Linked DNA regions of Homo sapiens: region 2 is linked to region 1. A link is an interaction called in ENCODE POLR2A ChIA-PET data of the cell type or tissue named here. Cell type or tissue: B cell. All regions are shown on one strand. Each heading gives the region's core, and the rest is flanking DNA. Links, peaks and the distances in the headings are about the cores only.

The links. ChIA-PET counts read pairs that join two places held together with the same protein. Peaks named below come from ENCODE experiments on the same cell type or tissue, not always from the same donor. Only the 100,000 strongest peaks of a DNase experiment are listed, where the experiment ranks them.
Region 2: POLR2A ChIA-PET joins it to region 1 with 5 read pairs; 2 of 35 experiments call an interaction of 5 or more read pairs at or near these places.

What each region holds. Positions count from the first base shown.
Region 1 is chr9:114,351,583-114,359,718 of GRCh38, forward strand. It overlaps AKNA (AT-hook transcription factor), which reads right to left. Exons shown (of 22, transcript NM_001317950.2): 11 at 8,012-8,136; 12 at 6,339-6,585; 13 at 5,281-5,387; 14 at 4,343-4,554. Among named protein-coding and RNA genes, the nearest start is that of ORM2, 26 kb to the left of the region's middle. In B cell, for the core only: no CTCF peak of the experiment used is centred there; no DNase peak of the experiment used is centred there; H3K27ac peaks cover 2,066 bases.
Region 2 is chr9:114,629,488-114,637,075 of GRCh38, forward strand. It overlaps TMEM268 (transmembrane protein 268), which reads left to right. Exons shown (of 9, transcript NM_153045.4): 6 at 4,281-4,391; 7 at 7,503-7,583. Among named protein-coding and RNA genes, the nearest start is that of TMEM268, 22 kb to the left of the region's middle. In B cell, for the core only: no CTCF peak of the experiment used is centred there; no DNase peak of the experiment used is centred there.

The sequences.
Region 1 (8,136 bases), core at 1,364-6,363:
CGGGAGGATTGCTTGCGCCCAGAAGTTTGAGTCTAGCCTAGGTAATATAGAAAGACCCCATCTTTGCAAAAAAAAAAAAAAATTATATATATAAAAAAATTAGCTGGATGTGGAAGTATGCCCCTTTGGTCCCAGCTACTTGGGAGGCTGAAGCAGGAGGATCGCTTGGGCCAGGGAGGACAAGGCTGCAGTGAGCCATAATGGCGACACTGCACTGCAGCCTGGGTGACAGAGCAAGACCCTGTCTCAAAAACAATAAAGAAATAAATAAAAAATAAAAGCAATGAAACCCTTGGAATACTACTCAGCAATATATAAAGGAGCTAACTATTAATACACAGAATAATCTAGATAAATCTCCAGAGAATTATGCTGAGTGAAAAGCCAATCCCAAAAGGTTACATAGTATATGATTCTATTTATAGAACATTCTTGAAATGATAAAATTATAGAAATGGAGAACAGATTAGTGCTTACCAGGGGTTAAGGACAGGCTGGGGGCAGGAGGGAAGTGGGTGTGCCTATGAAAGGGTAGCATGAGGCTCCTTGTGGTGATGGAACGTTCTGTATCTTGACTGCATCAATGTCAACATCTGGCTGTGACATTGTACTACAGTTTTGCAAGATAGTCTCACTGGGGAAAACTGAGTAAAGGCACATGGGATCTCTGTGTATTATTTCTTATAACTGCATGTGAATCTACAATTATCTCCAAATAAAAAGTTTAATTAAAGGCCGGGCGTGGCGGCTCACACCTATAATCCCAGCACTTTGGGAGGCTGAGGCGGGCGGATCACTTGAGGTCAGGAGTTTGAGACTAGCCTGGCCAACATGGTGAAACCCATTTCTACTAAAAATACAAAAATTAGCTGGACGCAGTGGTGCATACCTGTAGTCCCAGCTACTCGCGAGGCTGAGGCTGGAGAATCACTTGAACCTGAGTGGTGGAGGTTGCAGTGAGCTGAGATCGTACCACTACATACCAGCCTGGGGGACAGAGTGAGACTCCATCTCAAAAAAAAAAAGTTTAATTAAAAACGTTTTTAAAATAATGAACCAGCTGGGCGTGGTGGCTCATGCCGGTAATCCCAGCACTTTGGGAGGCCGAGGCGGGCGGGTCACAAGGTCAGGAGTTCGAGACCAGCCTGACCAACATGGTGAAACCCCATATCCACTAAAAATACAAAAATTAGCCAGGCGTGGTGGCGCGTGCCTATAATCCCAGCTTCTCAGGAGGCTGAGGCAGGAGAATCTCTTGAACCCGGGAGGTGGATGTTGCAGTGAGCAGAGAGTGCACCATTGCACTCCAGCCTGGACAACAGAGCGAGACTCCATCTCAAAAAAAAAAAAAGATGAACCTTTTAGGCAAAGCTAATCTGAGGTGTCAGAAGTCAGAACAGTGGTTATGTTTGGGAAGCAGGTAGTGACTAAATGGGACTTCAGTGAGGTTCTGGGGTTCAGATCATACTGAGTTTCTTGGTGTCTGTTCACCTTGTAAAAACTCATCAATTTAAGTTCTTTTTGGTGGTTTTTAATTTCAATAAATAATTCATGTGTATTTCTAAAGGTCAAAAACTGAATCACATATAGATTTCATAGACATGGAAAGTGTTTATAGTACAATTTAGTGAAAAAAGGAGGTCGCCAAATATTCACATATAAAATGATCTTATTTTTTGTTTTTTTTTTTTATGTTTTTTGAGATGGAGTTTTGCTCTTTCGCCCAGGCTGAAGTGAAGTGGCGCAATCTCAGCTCACTGCAACCTCCGCCCCCGGGTTTAAGCCATTCTCCTGCCTCAGCCTCCTGAGTAGCTGGGATTTTAGGTGCCAGCCACCACGTCTGGCTAATTTTTGTATTTTTAGTGGAGATGGGGTTTTGCCATGTTGGCCAGGCTGGTCTTGAGCTTCTGACCTCAGGTGATCCACCCGCCTCAGCCTCCCAAAGTGTTAGGATTACAGGCGTGAGCCACCGTGCCCAGCCTCATTTCTGTTTTAAGTATAGTCACGCATCACTTAATATTGGGTATAAGCTCCCAGAAACACATTGTTATTCTGTTTCACCATGTCACAAACATCATAGATTACCCACACCTATTACATATGTGAGGTAGATGGAATAGCCCATTATTGTAGGCTACAAACCTCTACAACATTGCCTGCTGAATACTGTAGGTATCTGTAACACAATGGTAAGTATTTGTGTATCTAAACATAGAAAACAGACCATAAAAATATGGTATAAAAGATTTTAAAAATGGTACACCTGTAAAGGGTCCTTACCATGAATGGAGCTCGCAGGACTGGAAGTTGCTCTGGGTGAGTCAGTGAGTGAGTGGTGAGTGAATGTGAAGGCCTAGGACATTACTGTACACTGCTGTAGACTTTATAAACACCATACACTTAGGCTAAATTTACAACATTTATACAAAAGTTTTTTCTTCAATAATTAATCAAGTTTAACTTACAGTAACATTTTTACTTTATAAGCTTTTTAAATGGTTTTTAACCTTTTGACTCTTTTGTAATAACATTTAACTTAAAAATACATTGTAAAGTAAAAAATATTTTCTTTCTTGATATCCTTATAAGCTTTTTTCTATTTTTAACTTTTTTTTAAAAAACTTTAAAAACTTTTCTGTTAGAAACTAAGACAAACACACACACATCACAGACACACACACACATTAGCCTAGGCCTGTATAGGGTCAGGGTCATCAATATCCCTGTCTTCTACCTCCACATCTTGTTCTTCTGGGGCAATAATAGCACTGTCATCTGTGATAACAACACCTTCTTCTGGAATACCTCTCGAAGGACTACCTGAGGCTATTTAATAGTTAACATTTTTAGGCTGGGCGCGGTGGCTCACGCCTGTAATCCCAGCACTTTGGGAGGCTGAGGAGGGCGGATCACGAGGTCAGGAGATCGAGACCATCTTGGCTAACACGGTGAAACCCCGTCTCTACTAAAAATACAAAAAATTAGCCAGGCATGGTGGTGGGCGCCTGTAGTCCCAGCTACTTGGGAGGCTGAGGCAGGAGAATGGCGTGAACCTGGGAGGCAGAGCTTGCAGTGAGCCGAGATTGTGCCACTGCAGTCTGGCCTGGGTGAAAGAGCGAGACTCTGTCTCAAAAAAAAAAAAAAAAAATAGTTAACATTTTTAAAATAAGTAGAAGAAATACACTCTAAAATAATGATAAAAAGTATAGTAAATACATAAACCAGTAACAGAGTCATTAGTTATCAAGTATTAGGTACTGTACATAATCGTAGGTGCTATACGGTACTTTTTTTTTTTTTTTTTGAGACAGAGTCTTGCTCTGTCACCCAGGCTGGTGTGCAGTGGTGCGATCTTGGCTCACTGAAACCTCTGCCTCCGCCTCCTGGGTTCAAGCAATTCTCATGCCTCAGCCTCCTGAGTAGCTGGGATTACAGTCGTAAGCCACCACACCTGGCTAATTTTTGTATTTTTAATAGAGATGGGGTTTTGTCATGTTGGCCACAGGTGATCCTGGCCTTAAGTGATCCTCCCACCTTGGCCTCCCAAAGTGCTGAGATTACAGGCATGAGCCACCATGCCCGGCCTGTACTGTACTTTTTTTTTTTTTTTTGATACAGAGTCTTGCTCTGTCACCCAGGCTGGAGTGCAATGGCACGATTGCAGCTCACTGCAACTTCCACCTCCCGGGTTCAAGCAATTCTCCTGCCTCAGCCTCCCAAGTAGCTAGGATTACAGGCACCTGCCACCATGCCTGGCTAATTTTTTGTATTTTTAGTAGAGACGGGGTTTCACCACGTTGGCCAGGCTCGTCTCGAACTCCTGACCTCAGGTGATCCACCCGCCTCGGCCTCCCAAAGTGCTGGGATTACAGGCACGAGCCGCTGCACCCGGCTGGGACTGTACTTTCATGTGACCGGCAGCGCAGTAGGTTTGTTTCCACCAGCATCACCACAAACATGTGAGTGAAGTGTTGCTCTGCAATGACTGCAACATCGCAACCAAAGGAATTTTCAGCTCCATGAAAATCTTATGGGACCACCGCCGTGCACGCTGTCTGTCGTTGAACAAAACGTTGCTATGCAGTGCATGACAGTATGTGTAAACAAACACACATTTATATCGGCACAGAGAACAGCTCACAGGTTCTACACCAAAACGTCAGCACTGATGGTTTCCAGAGTATTTTTTTTTCTTTTGTTCCCTTTTGTCCACGTTATCTGTAATTTCAAATTTCAGTACAATGAACCTGGCTAATATGTCATATCCTAAAGGGTTCTGCAAGTTTTTCTATTTGATTTTTCAACCCATGCAGTTCTGTCCAAGTCAGACTCCTGCACTCACCCATCTCGGCTGCCAGTGTCCGCTCCAGGCTGAAGTTGGGTGCCCTCTGCCGGAGAGGCCCACTTGGGCTGGAGAGGTACCTCTGTGCTTGGCTCCGGGGTGTGCTGGGCTCTGTGGCTCTTCTGGGAATCAGAGAACCCCTGGCCTTGGGGTAGGAAGCTCCATCCCTGGGCACAGATGCAGCAAAGGGCTGGGCTAATGTTCCTGCTGTGCTGGGGGACCGTGGAGGAAGGGACACACAGGGGTCACACAGAGTGAGACACTCAGGCGGCAGCATCTGAGCCCCTCCACATGCTAACCCAATAAGCTCCCACCCTTTGTAACTTTGCATCTCGGGTGGTACAATATTTCCAAGGACACACACACATTAGATGCCCAATTCTTTGTAAACTGTTCACTGGCCAACCCAATATGCAAAATAATAAAGCTCAGTTTATGTGTAGAATACATAAAAGAGAAATAGGATTTCTAATCCTTCCTTTGCATGCACCCTTGGGTTGCCATGTGGGCCTCCTGAAGGGCCTGCACCCAGCTTTGGAGGCTCCATCCCTCCACTCTTCACCCCTGTCCCCTCCGCCTTCTCCCTTCCCTTTGGGTTCCATGTAGCCACCCTGAGTGCCCTTTGCCCTTGTCTTCTGTTCACCTCACAGTGCCCTCCCTGTAGTTTTTATTCATTCATCCATTCATTTGCTCAACAAAAATGAATTTCCCAGTCTGTCGCTAATTAGCTATGTGAGGCTGGACTAGTTACTCCCCTCTCTGAAGCTCTGTTTCCTCTGTCCATAACACAGGAACAAGAAATCACGGTTAGGGGATGAAATGAGGGCCTACGAATGGACAGACCATCCTCTCTTATTCTGGGCCATCACAGGCACTGTGATTCCCAGGCTGTCCCAGGAATGTGGCACTGACGGGACAATGGCGGGATCCCGGGATACCTGATGTGGGAGAGCCGGTGCTCTGGAGTCTGGGTGAGGGGTGAAACTCTGCTTGTTTCTGAGCCCACAAAGCCACTGTCTGTCTCTGGGGACGCCATCCAGGTCTCCTGAAAGAGGCAGTATCCCTTTATGTCTGAGGAATGTGTCCAAGGCACACTGGGAAGCCCTTCCCAAATCGTGGCCTGGCCTCACCTCCCAGAGGCTCACACCCCAGGGTTGCTGGCCCAGCTCCCAACAGCCAGGCCCAGGAGTGAGGGCTCTCAGGCTCTCAGGCCTCAGCACAAGAATCTGGCTACCAGCAGGGACTCTGCACCCCAGGAGGACCCTCAGCAAGTGCTGCCTCCCTGAGGGGTGGCAGCCAGAGCCCTTGGGAGAGACAAGGCCATGGACAAGGACTAGCAAGGGGAGAGGGAGAAAGCCTTATTTCCAGTGTCTCCTGGCTTAGGCCTGGAATACTATGGTCTTATCTGACAGTGGAAATGCTCAGGCCCAAGGCATTGGAAAAACGAGACCATCAAATATGTACAGGTCCTACCCGCTGGGTTTAACACACGGCACAGAGAACACAAACAGAGCAACACAGGTGCCTGCCCTCGCTGAGTTCATGTCTAGTGCAGAGAATCCTGACCATGGGCTCGTTAGGACTACAGAAGTGTGTGTGTGTGTGTGTGTGTTTGTGCATAAGTGCACATGCATGCATATATATGCATTATTCTATGACAGTCACATTTCCATAGTGGCCTGTGACTTTGCAGCAGTGATGTCTACTCTAAAGAGCATAGAACTAGTCTCTCCAGCTGTGATGGGCAGGCTCAGAGAAGTATAAGCAATGGGTTGCAAGCTCTCAGAGGAGGAACAAGAGCTCCGGAAGAGGGACAGGTTTGGGGGGTGACACTGAGCATAAGTCCTGCATGTCAGGTGGGATTGTGGCTGGCAGGGACAGGAGCAGCAAGTATTCCAAGAAGGAATAGCACAAGGAAAGACCCAGAAGCAGAAAGTTGAGAAGACCCAGGAATGACCCTGAGGTTCTGGGCCCATTCCCCCATGTGGAGACTTACCTCCAGGTGGGGCCCACCGCCTCGGTGCAAAGGCTTCTGTGGAAGGCGCTCAGAGATGCCGCTTCCCTCCAGGCTGGTCATACTACTTTGGTGGGATGCTGCGGACTTGGTGCCTGGAGGGTGGGGTGGCACGCCAGGGCCTGGAGGGGCTGCCTCAGCCTTGCCCAGGCCTGACATGTGCCCGTCTCTAGCCAGGGATGCCTGGAAACCTGGTGGCTTCATAGATACCATCTTCTCCGTGGCCTCCCTGGCATGGGAAGAGAAGACCATCCTTGAGTTCTGCCAGGCAGCCCTGACGCAGGGGTTGGCCTGTCCTGGGAGCCAAGCAGCCCAGGGCACAAGCTCTGGAGTCAGACATCCCTGGCTGCCCAGCCTGGTTCTGCCACCTTCTAGCTGTGTGACCTAGGGCAAGGCACTTCCCCTCTCTCAACCTCACTTTTCTCAACTATAAAATATGGATGCCAACAAAACCCACCCAACACCAAAGAGGAAATGTTAAAGCAGCATTTCCCAGACTTAAGGAGTTTGCATACCACCTTCCCTATTTCAGTCATTTCCATAAACTTCCATCTACTCCAAAGATTTTAGATCACTATTCAAAACAGAAGATCAGTGTGTCATGTGACAAACAGAAACTAACTTTGAGGATAAATATAAGAAACCTGAATATTATCATATACTAGATAGATCCACTTGCCTGCTAAATGCTCTAGGCCTTGTGTGCTCTCATACTGTCTCTCTCTCTCTTTTTCCACAGAAGTTCAAGAGAGGCATTAAAGACACCACAGCTCTCAGTAAACTATCACAAGGACAAAAAACCAAACACCGCATGTTCTTACTCATAGGTGGCAATTGAACAATGAAAACAAATGGACACAGGAAGGGGAACATCACACACCGGGGGCTGTTGTGGGGTGGGGGGAGGGATAGCATTAGGAGATATACCTAATGTTAAATGACGAGTTAATGGGTGCAGCACACCAACATGGCACATGTATACATATGTAACAAACCTGCACGTTGTGCACGTGTACCCTAAAACTTAAAGTACAAAAAAAGAAAAATAAAAAAGACACCACAGCACTAACTGAGACTTTCTCCTTGGCATCATTAGAAGGTCAGAGACAGAAAAAGAGAATGATATTCTTTTTTCTTTTTTTTTTTTTGAGACAGGGTCTCACACTATCACCCAGGCTGGAGTGCAGTGGCCCGATCTCAGCTCACTGCAACCTCCGCCTCCTGGGCTCAAGAGATTCACCTGCTTCAGCCTCCCAAATAGCTAGGGCTATAGGCGTGTACCACCATGCCTGGCTAATTTTTGTATTTCTTGTTGAGATGGGGCTTTGCCGTTTTGCTCAGGCTAGTCTTGAACTCCTGGACTCAAGTGATCCACCTGCCTTGGCCTCCCTCAATGCTGGGATTACAGGCATGAGCCACTGTGCCCAGCTGAGAATAATGTTCTTTAATACTGCATGTGTCCTACTGAAAATCATGTCCCACACTACCCAAAATCATTTCAAGGGCTATCAGTGGTATACATTCCACACTTGAAGAGGCAGGACAGGTAAGCCATGTCTAAACTGTGAAGCGCTGTCTTATTCACTCTGACAGTGATCATCCCTGTGGTTTTAGGGTGGAAACAAACATTCTGCAGGAAAGGCTCAGTGACTTACTCCAGGGGAGCCCCATGACTTTTCTCAGCCTGCACCGGGCACTGCCTTGGGAGGACCCTGGTGGCCTCTGCTTTCCCTGGAGTTGCAGCCACCCCATCAACTTCCAGGGAGTCACCTCCCCCCTC
Region 2 (7,588 bases), core at 686-5,685, 280 kb after region 1:
GGGCCAGCTGGATAATCTGAGATAATCTCCTAATTTTAAGGTCAGCTGATTAACAACATAAATTTCATCGGTGGCTTTAACTCCCCTTTGCTGTGTAACAACATTTGCACTGGTTTTGGCGAATAGGATTTAGACATCTTTGGGGACCATTTCTCTGCTACCACACCTATGTTGTCTTTCCACCTACTTGGGAAGCTCTTGTTCCTCCATCCCCCGATCCCTGGCACAGTGCTGGACTCTGATCTTGCCTGACTCAGAAAGAGGGGGCAGGATGTTGGGAAATGTAAATCAGCATTTGGGGTGTGAATTCCACTTAGTGCGTGTGTTCACGAGACAAACGGGAACTATATGGTGTACTCATTCTGTAAGGATCTTTGTTGGGCTTTGCCACAAGACTGACAAAATAATGCTGCCCTTGGGGTCTGTTGAAGCTTTCATGGCCCTTGTGTTTGGCCTATAAAACAAATCGAGCTGGCTACTCCTGCAGCAAGAACTTTGTCTTGGGGAGGGGAAGAAGCAAAGTGTTTTGTTTTAGTTAGCAGGAGCAAGCAAAAAAGATTGGCACCTGACAGGTGCTTCGAGGATGTGGATGTAATTCACATGGTGGAGGGAATGCCTGCTTTGGCTCTCTGCCTCTGTCTCTTCTTTCCTCCTTTTATTCAGCTGGTATTTATGAAGCCCTTGATAGTACCAGGACATACCTTGTCAGGGCCGCACAGCCAGGAAACAGCAGAGCTGGGCTCTGGCCCAGGACTGACACTATTGAATTTACTGTTCCAACAATATATATCTATCCATCCATCCATCCATCCATCCATCCATCCATCCAAGACAGGTCTTACTCTGTGCCAGGCACAGATCCCAGAAAATGCGCAAGGCTTGTGTGCAGCATGGAGGTCTCAGGTGCATCCTGGCAATGCCATCATCACTGTCTGCTCATTTAGGAGACTCCTTATTTTCTTCCTAATAATGTCCATCATTTCATGAGCACCTATTGTATGCTGTATGCTTGGGGCTTCACGTCTATGCCCAACAACAACCTTATAAGGAGGCAGGATACCGCCGCCATTTGCTAGCTCTGCAACTTGGGGTGAGTTACTTAATCTATCAGGGCCTCAGTTTCCTCATCTAAAACATGAGATAATAATTGTAGCTCCCTCATAGGGTTATTGTGAGAATTAAATGACTTAGACACACAAAGTGTTTATAATAGTACCTGGTGTAAAGTAAATGCTTTGTAAGTATTAACTGTTATTAACTCTGTTTGCCAGTGAGGAAACGGAAGTTCAGAGAGGTTAAGTAACCAGTCCATGGCCACACAGCCCTTCTCAGGTCTTCTTTTGGGTCTCAGCTCCAGGACCTCCTCCTCCCTGGATCCCTTGTCACTCAGGACTATGCAGATCCCCTCTTCCTGACCATTGTCACTCTTACTGTTAGCATCCTCTCTGTTGTTACTTGATGTCTTTGAGAGCATCAATGTCTGGCATAACTGTCTTGTTTTCCCTTTGGCTCACTGTTAGCCTTTCTCAGGATTGGAAGATTTGGGCCGGGCATGGTGGCTCACACTTATAATCCCAGTACTTTGGGAGGCTCAGGTGGGAGGATCACTTGGGCCCAGGAGTTTGAGACCAGGCTAGGCAACATTGTGAGACTCTGTCTCTACAAAAAATAAAATCAGCGGGGTGTGGTGGCACATGCCCATAGTCCTGGGAGGCTGAGGTGGGAGGATTGCTTGAGCCTAGGAGTTCAAGGCTGCAGTGAGCTCTGATGGCAACATTATACTCCAGCCTGCCTCAAAAAAAAAAAAAAAAAAAAAAAAGATTGGCTGGTTTGTAAAGGCAGGCAAGTCCTGGCACATTGCTAGGACACATGAGAAGTTCCAAGTTCCTACAAATATTTGCGGCTAATATGGCACAGTGAAAACACAATGATTTAAGTTCACTGTCATCCTCACTGTGATATTATCAGCTGACATGTGTTAAGTGTTCAATTCTTTCAATTATTCTACATGGATTAACTCATTTCATCCTTATTATACTCCTCTGAGGTAGGGGCATTATTATCTCCATTTGGGGGTAAGGAGATGGAGGCACAGAGATGTTTAGTAATTTGCCCAAGGTTATATGGGCAGTGAGAGGTACGTTAGGAATTGAACTATTGGTGATACAGATTTCTAGAAGGAAGAAATCCACATCAAATCCAAATCCACATCCAAATCTTCTTACTACAGATCTAGGCAAAACAAAATATAATTATTCCTCAATTTTCATAGTAGAGGCATTCCTGGAAAATTCAGTGTACATTAAACTCATGCAAACAATCACGTTAAGTGGCTGGGCGTGATGGCTCATGTCTGTAATCCCAGCACTTTGGGAGGCTGAGGTGGGAGAATTGCTTGAACCTAGGAGTTTGAGACCAGCCTGGGCAACATAGTGAGACTCGATCTCTACAAAAAATTTAAAAGTTAGCTGAGTGTGGTGGCATGCATGTGTGGTCCCAGCTGCTTGGGAGGCTGAGGTAGGAAGATCTGAGCTCAGGAGGTCAAGCCTGCAGTGAGCTGTGATCGTACCACTGCATTCCAACCTGGGTGACAGAGCGAGACTAGGTCTCCAAAAAAAAAAAAAAAAAAATCACTTTAGGTATAAATGTAAACTGGAGTTAGGTTGGCTGACCAGAGAATTCTAAGTAGATTTTTTTTTATCTGCATGTATGCTCAGTGGGACATTTGGAATCCAGGCAGCCCAGGGGACAGTCTTGAACATGCAGAATGGTTTCTAATAGGACATGTCTTTCAGTGGAAGGCATGGGTTCAGAACCCCTGGCCCTCATCCACTAAGTGCCAGCACTGTCCATCCCATCCCTGTGACAACCAAAGGGTCCTCCTTGCATTTCCAAAATCTCCCTTACAGGGTGCTGCCCCTTTTGAGAACTATTATTCTTGATCAGGCTGCTCTCTTCTAACTGAGTCTGAAAGTCCTCTTGTGCTTACTTCCCCAAACCAGCATTTGGGGTCCTCTTGTCCCTCCTCTTCTCCCCCACCTGTTTAGCATCCACTCTCCCAGCTGAATGCGTGGCGTCCATTGGTTTGGGTAGGAGAGCAGGAGGCTGATTCCCAGAGCCCCACCTGAGGGCCAGGCGCTGTGTTAGGTACTTTAAAGTAGGTGCTTTCTAGATGGAGTGAGTGCTTCACTTACACAACAGATTTGATGTGTCAGCTCAAACAGATCAAACCCATTTGATCTCCCATCTTCCGCAAATATCTTATGAACCTTGACAGAGTCCCAGGCCCTGGGTTAAGTACTTTACACACAATCTCAGTGAAATCTCACTCCATTCCTAGGAGGCAGACACATTCTTTTATTCTACAACTGAAGAAAATAAGGTTCAGGGAAGGGACATACCTTGTCCAGGGCCATATAGCTAGGAAGCAGCAGAGCTGGGCTTTATCCCAGGGCTGTCTGACACTATTGAATTTACTGTTCCAACTATCCCCCATCTCATTTTATTTTTCTTCCCTTATTTTTAAGAGATAGAGTCTCACTCTGTCACCTAGGCTGGAGTGCAGTGGCACAATCATAGCTTACTATAACCTCACACTCCTGGGCTCAAGTGATCCTCTCGCCTCACCCTCCCAAGTAGTTGGGACTACAGGTGGATGCTAACATGCCTAGTTAATTTTTTTTTTTTTTTTTGAGACAGAGTCTCACTCTGTTGCCCAGGCTGGAGTGCAGTGGCGTGATCTCTGTGCACTGCAACCTCTGCCTCCTGGGTTCAAGCAATTCTCCTGTCTCAGCCTCCCGAGTAGCTGGGACTACAGGTGTGTGTCACCACGCCCAGCTAATTTTTGTATTATTAGTAGAGAAGGGGTTTCACCATGTTGGCCAGGCTGGTCTCGAACTCCTGACCTTGTGATCCACCTGCCTCGGCCTCCCAAAGTGCTGGGATTACAGGCGTGAACCACCGCGCCTGGCCCCACGTAGTTAATTTTTAAACAATTTTTTATAGAGACGGCATCTCGCTACATTGTCCAGGCTGGCCTCAAACCCCTGGCTTCAAGAAATTCTCCTGCCTTAGTCTCTCAAAACACTGGGATTACAGGCATGAGTCACTGTGACTGCCTCCACCCCCGACCATTTAATAGGGGAGGAAATGGGACAGTCCTGAGGGTGGGGATTGTCCCTTGGCATCTGGGGGTGGGATGGTGTGTTTCTACTGCCCAGAGCCTGGGAGCTCCCCAGTAGCATGGAGGTCTGGTGATGGGCCTGGCGTTTGTCTTACAGGCCAACACCAACACGGACCTGAGGCTGGCAGCTGCCAATGGAGCCCTCCTGAGACACCGGGTGCTGCTGGGGGTGACAGACACAGTGGAAGGATGCCAGAGTGTGATTCAGGTGCTGTGTCTCATAGTTACCTCTTCCTGATGGCCCAGTTTTATGTTGGGCTAATGGAGAGCAGTGGCCTCATGTTCTCCCAGCCTACACAGTGTTTGCAGTAGTCTGCTAATGAGATGGCTGTTGGCAGCCCTTTCCTTCCTCCCTGCCCTGGTGTTTCTTCCTCAAGACACCTTCTCTGTGCAGTAACCAGTGGCCTGGAACCTCCACGTGGCAGGGCTGGAAGGGAAGCACAGATAATGTCCACACCTTGCTGCTCACCTGGCATTTATTCAGCAGACGGAGCCTCCTCTGTGCTGTGCCCTCGGTTGGACACTGGCGACATTGAGGGGCCCATGCAAGGTCCCTGTCCTGGCAGAGGATGACAGGCATACAGTGAGACAGTCAACAGTAGCCTCTCTGGCCTTATAGCAAACGGACAGCCCCCAACAAGGCTGAGAGGCAAGGTACACAGGGTCCCTTTGAAGGGCTGCATGGAGCTCACCATGGCTGGGGCTATACCAGAGTGACACAGCGGGGAGAGATGAGGCCGGAGAGGCAGGTCAGATGCTGAAGGCCTTGTTTGCCTGGCTTGGTCATTCTCTTTGCCCCGAAGGTTGGGGGGAGATCTGAAAGTGACTAGTATGGCGTGGCAGGGTGGGTCAGAACACAGTTAGGCCAGATCTCCTGATCCTGGCTGAACTCTCCTGTTCCTCCATCCATGCCTGATCTGCCCAGTGGAATTGCAAAACCTCCTTGGCACCACATCTGCATTCTCACCAGTCATGGCCCCTTGCCTGGTGGGAGCCCAGAGGTAGGTGTGCACGGGGGACCTGGGAAGAGGCTCCTCATGCACCTGCCTCAGTTCCTCCACGAATGTTTATTGAGAGCCTATTGTGTACCAGGCACTGTCCCAGGGATTGAGGCTGCAGCAGAGAACACATGCAGGTCCCTATGTTTGTGGAGCCTATCACACCCAAGATGGTGTAGGTATAAGATGATCTTGCCTATCATTGGAGTGAAGCAGATGACATCACAAGATTCTCGGCAGTTCAAGTGTGACATTGTAGACTGGGAGCTCCTGGAATGTGGGGGTCCTTTTTAGCCTCGTTTATCTTTGAATCTCCTTTATCCGTTGGCACGTAGGAGTGGCTTGACATGTGTTAGATGAATGCACGGATGGATAGATGACTAAAGAATGGGCTGGGCGTGGTGGCTCACATCTGTAATCCCAGCACTTTGGGAGGCTGAGGCGGATGGATTGCCTGAGCTCAGGAGTTCGAAACCAGCCTGGGCAACGTGGTGAAACCCCGTCTCTACTAAAAATATAAAAAAATTAGCAGGGCGTGGCAGTGTGCGCCTGTAGTCCCAGCTACTTGGGAGGCTGAGGCAGGAGAATCACTTGAACCCGGGAGGCAGAGGTTGCAGTGAGCTGAGATTGTGCCATTGCACTCCACACTCCAGCCTGGGCAACAGAGCGAGACTCCATCTCAAAAAAAAAAAATAAAAACAAAACAAAACAAAAAAGAGACACATCAGGTGGGCTCAGTGGCTCACCCCTATAATCCTAGCACTTTGGGAGGCTGAGGCAGGTGGATTGCTTGAATCTAAGAGTTCAACACCAGCAGCCTGGGCAACATGGCAAACTCTGTTTCTACAAAGAGTACAAAAACTAGCTGGGCATGGTGTCGCATGCCTGTAGTCCCAGCTACTTGGAAGGCTGAGGTGGGAGGATCACCTGAGCGCGGGATGTCAAGGCTGCAGTGAGCTGTGATCGCGCCACTGCGCTCCAGCCTGGGTGCCAGAGTGAGACCCTGTCTCAAAAAAAAAAGAATGGACACATCTTTTTAGACAACTTGAGTCTTTCAGTTTCTAAATAGTATCTTGGGATGAGGTGATACACTATCTGGCATGTCCTTCAGATTCACTGGGGGGTGCAGTGGAGGTTGGGGTGTTGGGGACGGGTACCGAGTGAGGATGGAGATGAACCAAGAGTGGCCATGAGGTGACCTAACAGTTGCAGCGGGAGGATGGGTTGCTGTCATCTACTTCTGAATATGCTAGGAAATTTTCATAGTAAAAAGCTTTAAAGGAACCATTTGAGAAATCCTCCCTTGTGGGTATGACATTGGGAGACTAGTTGGCAAGAAGGCTGTGACTTTGGGTCTCATGGGTCAGTCAGTGGGAGGAAGGAGGTCTGGGAACCAGAGGAGGTGGCCAGTGGATGGGAGTTTGGGGCAAGGGCCACCAGTTTCTCCAAGAACTTCAATTAGGATGTGTGGCAGCTGTGGTCTTGACAGGTTGTCGTAATGTGAATGTGGAAGATTTCAGCCTGGTTAAATTTAGCTTGGCCGGCCCCTGGGGTGGAAGGGGAGGCACAGGTGGGGTACGGACTTCTCACCCTGCTTCTGTCCCCACAGGCAACCAGGTTGATTACCTCAGACCTGGTTGTGGGCCACAGGTGTCAGCTCTGAAGGGTTTCACTCATTTGCATGTTCACGCCCCGCCCATTGAGGATGAAGGTAGCCTCAGGTGGACAGGTGATGTCCAGGAGGGTTCGGAGTCTGTCTGGGATGCTCAGCAGCTTGTGGGAAATGGGGCCGCAGCCATTTTGAACAGGGTTTAACTTTTTCTTTTCTTTTCTTTTCTTTCTTTTCTTTTCAGACAGAGTCTTTCTCTGTCACCCAGGCTGGAGTGCAGTGGTGTGATCTTGGCTTACTGCAACCTTCACCTCCCAGGTTCAAGTGATTCTTGTGCCTCAGGCTCCTGAGTAGCTGGGATTACAGGTGTCCACCACCACACCCAGCTAATTTTTTGTATTTTTTGTAGAGATGGGTTTCACCATGTTGGCCAGGCTGGTCTTGAACTCCTGGCCTCAAGTGATCTGCCTGCCTCGGCCTCCCACAGTGCTGGGATTACAGGTGTGAGCCACTGCATCTGGCCTAGGGTTTGACCTTTTCTAAACGTGCACACAAAGCCATTTTTCTACCAACCATACAAATGAGACATTGTCATGGTGCCAAATGGCACCTTCCTGCCAGACAGCAGGCTAAATAGGACTGTCTCAGGGAGGAAGAGTTCAGGGTTGGGCTGCCCTTGAGCCACGGTGGTCACTGCTGCTTCTCCCCACAGCTTTGGTTTGTCTACTTCGACCTGGAGAACTGTGTGCAGTTTTTGTCTGATCATGTTCAAGAAATGAAGACTAGCCAAGAGGTAAG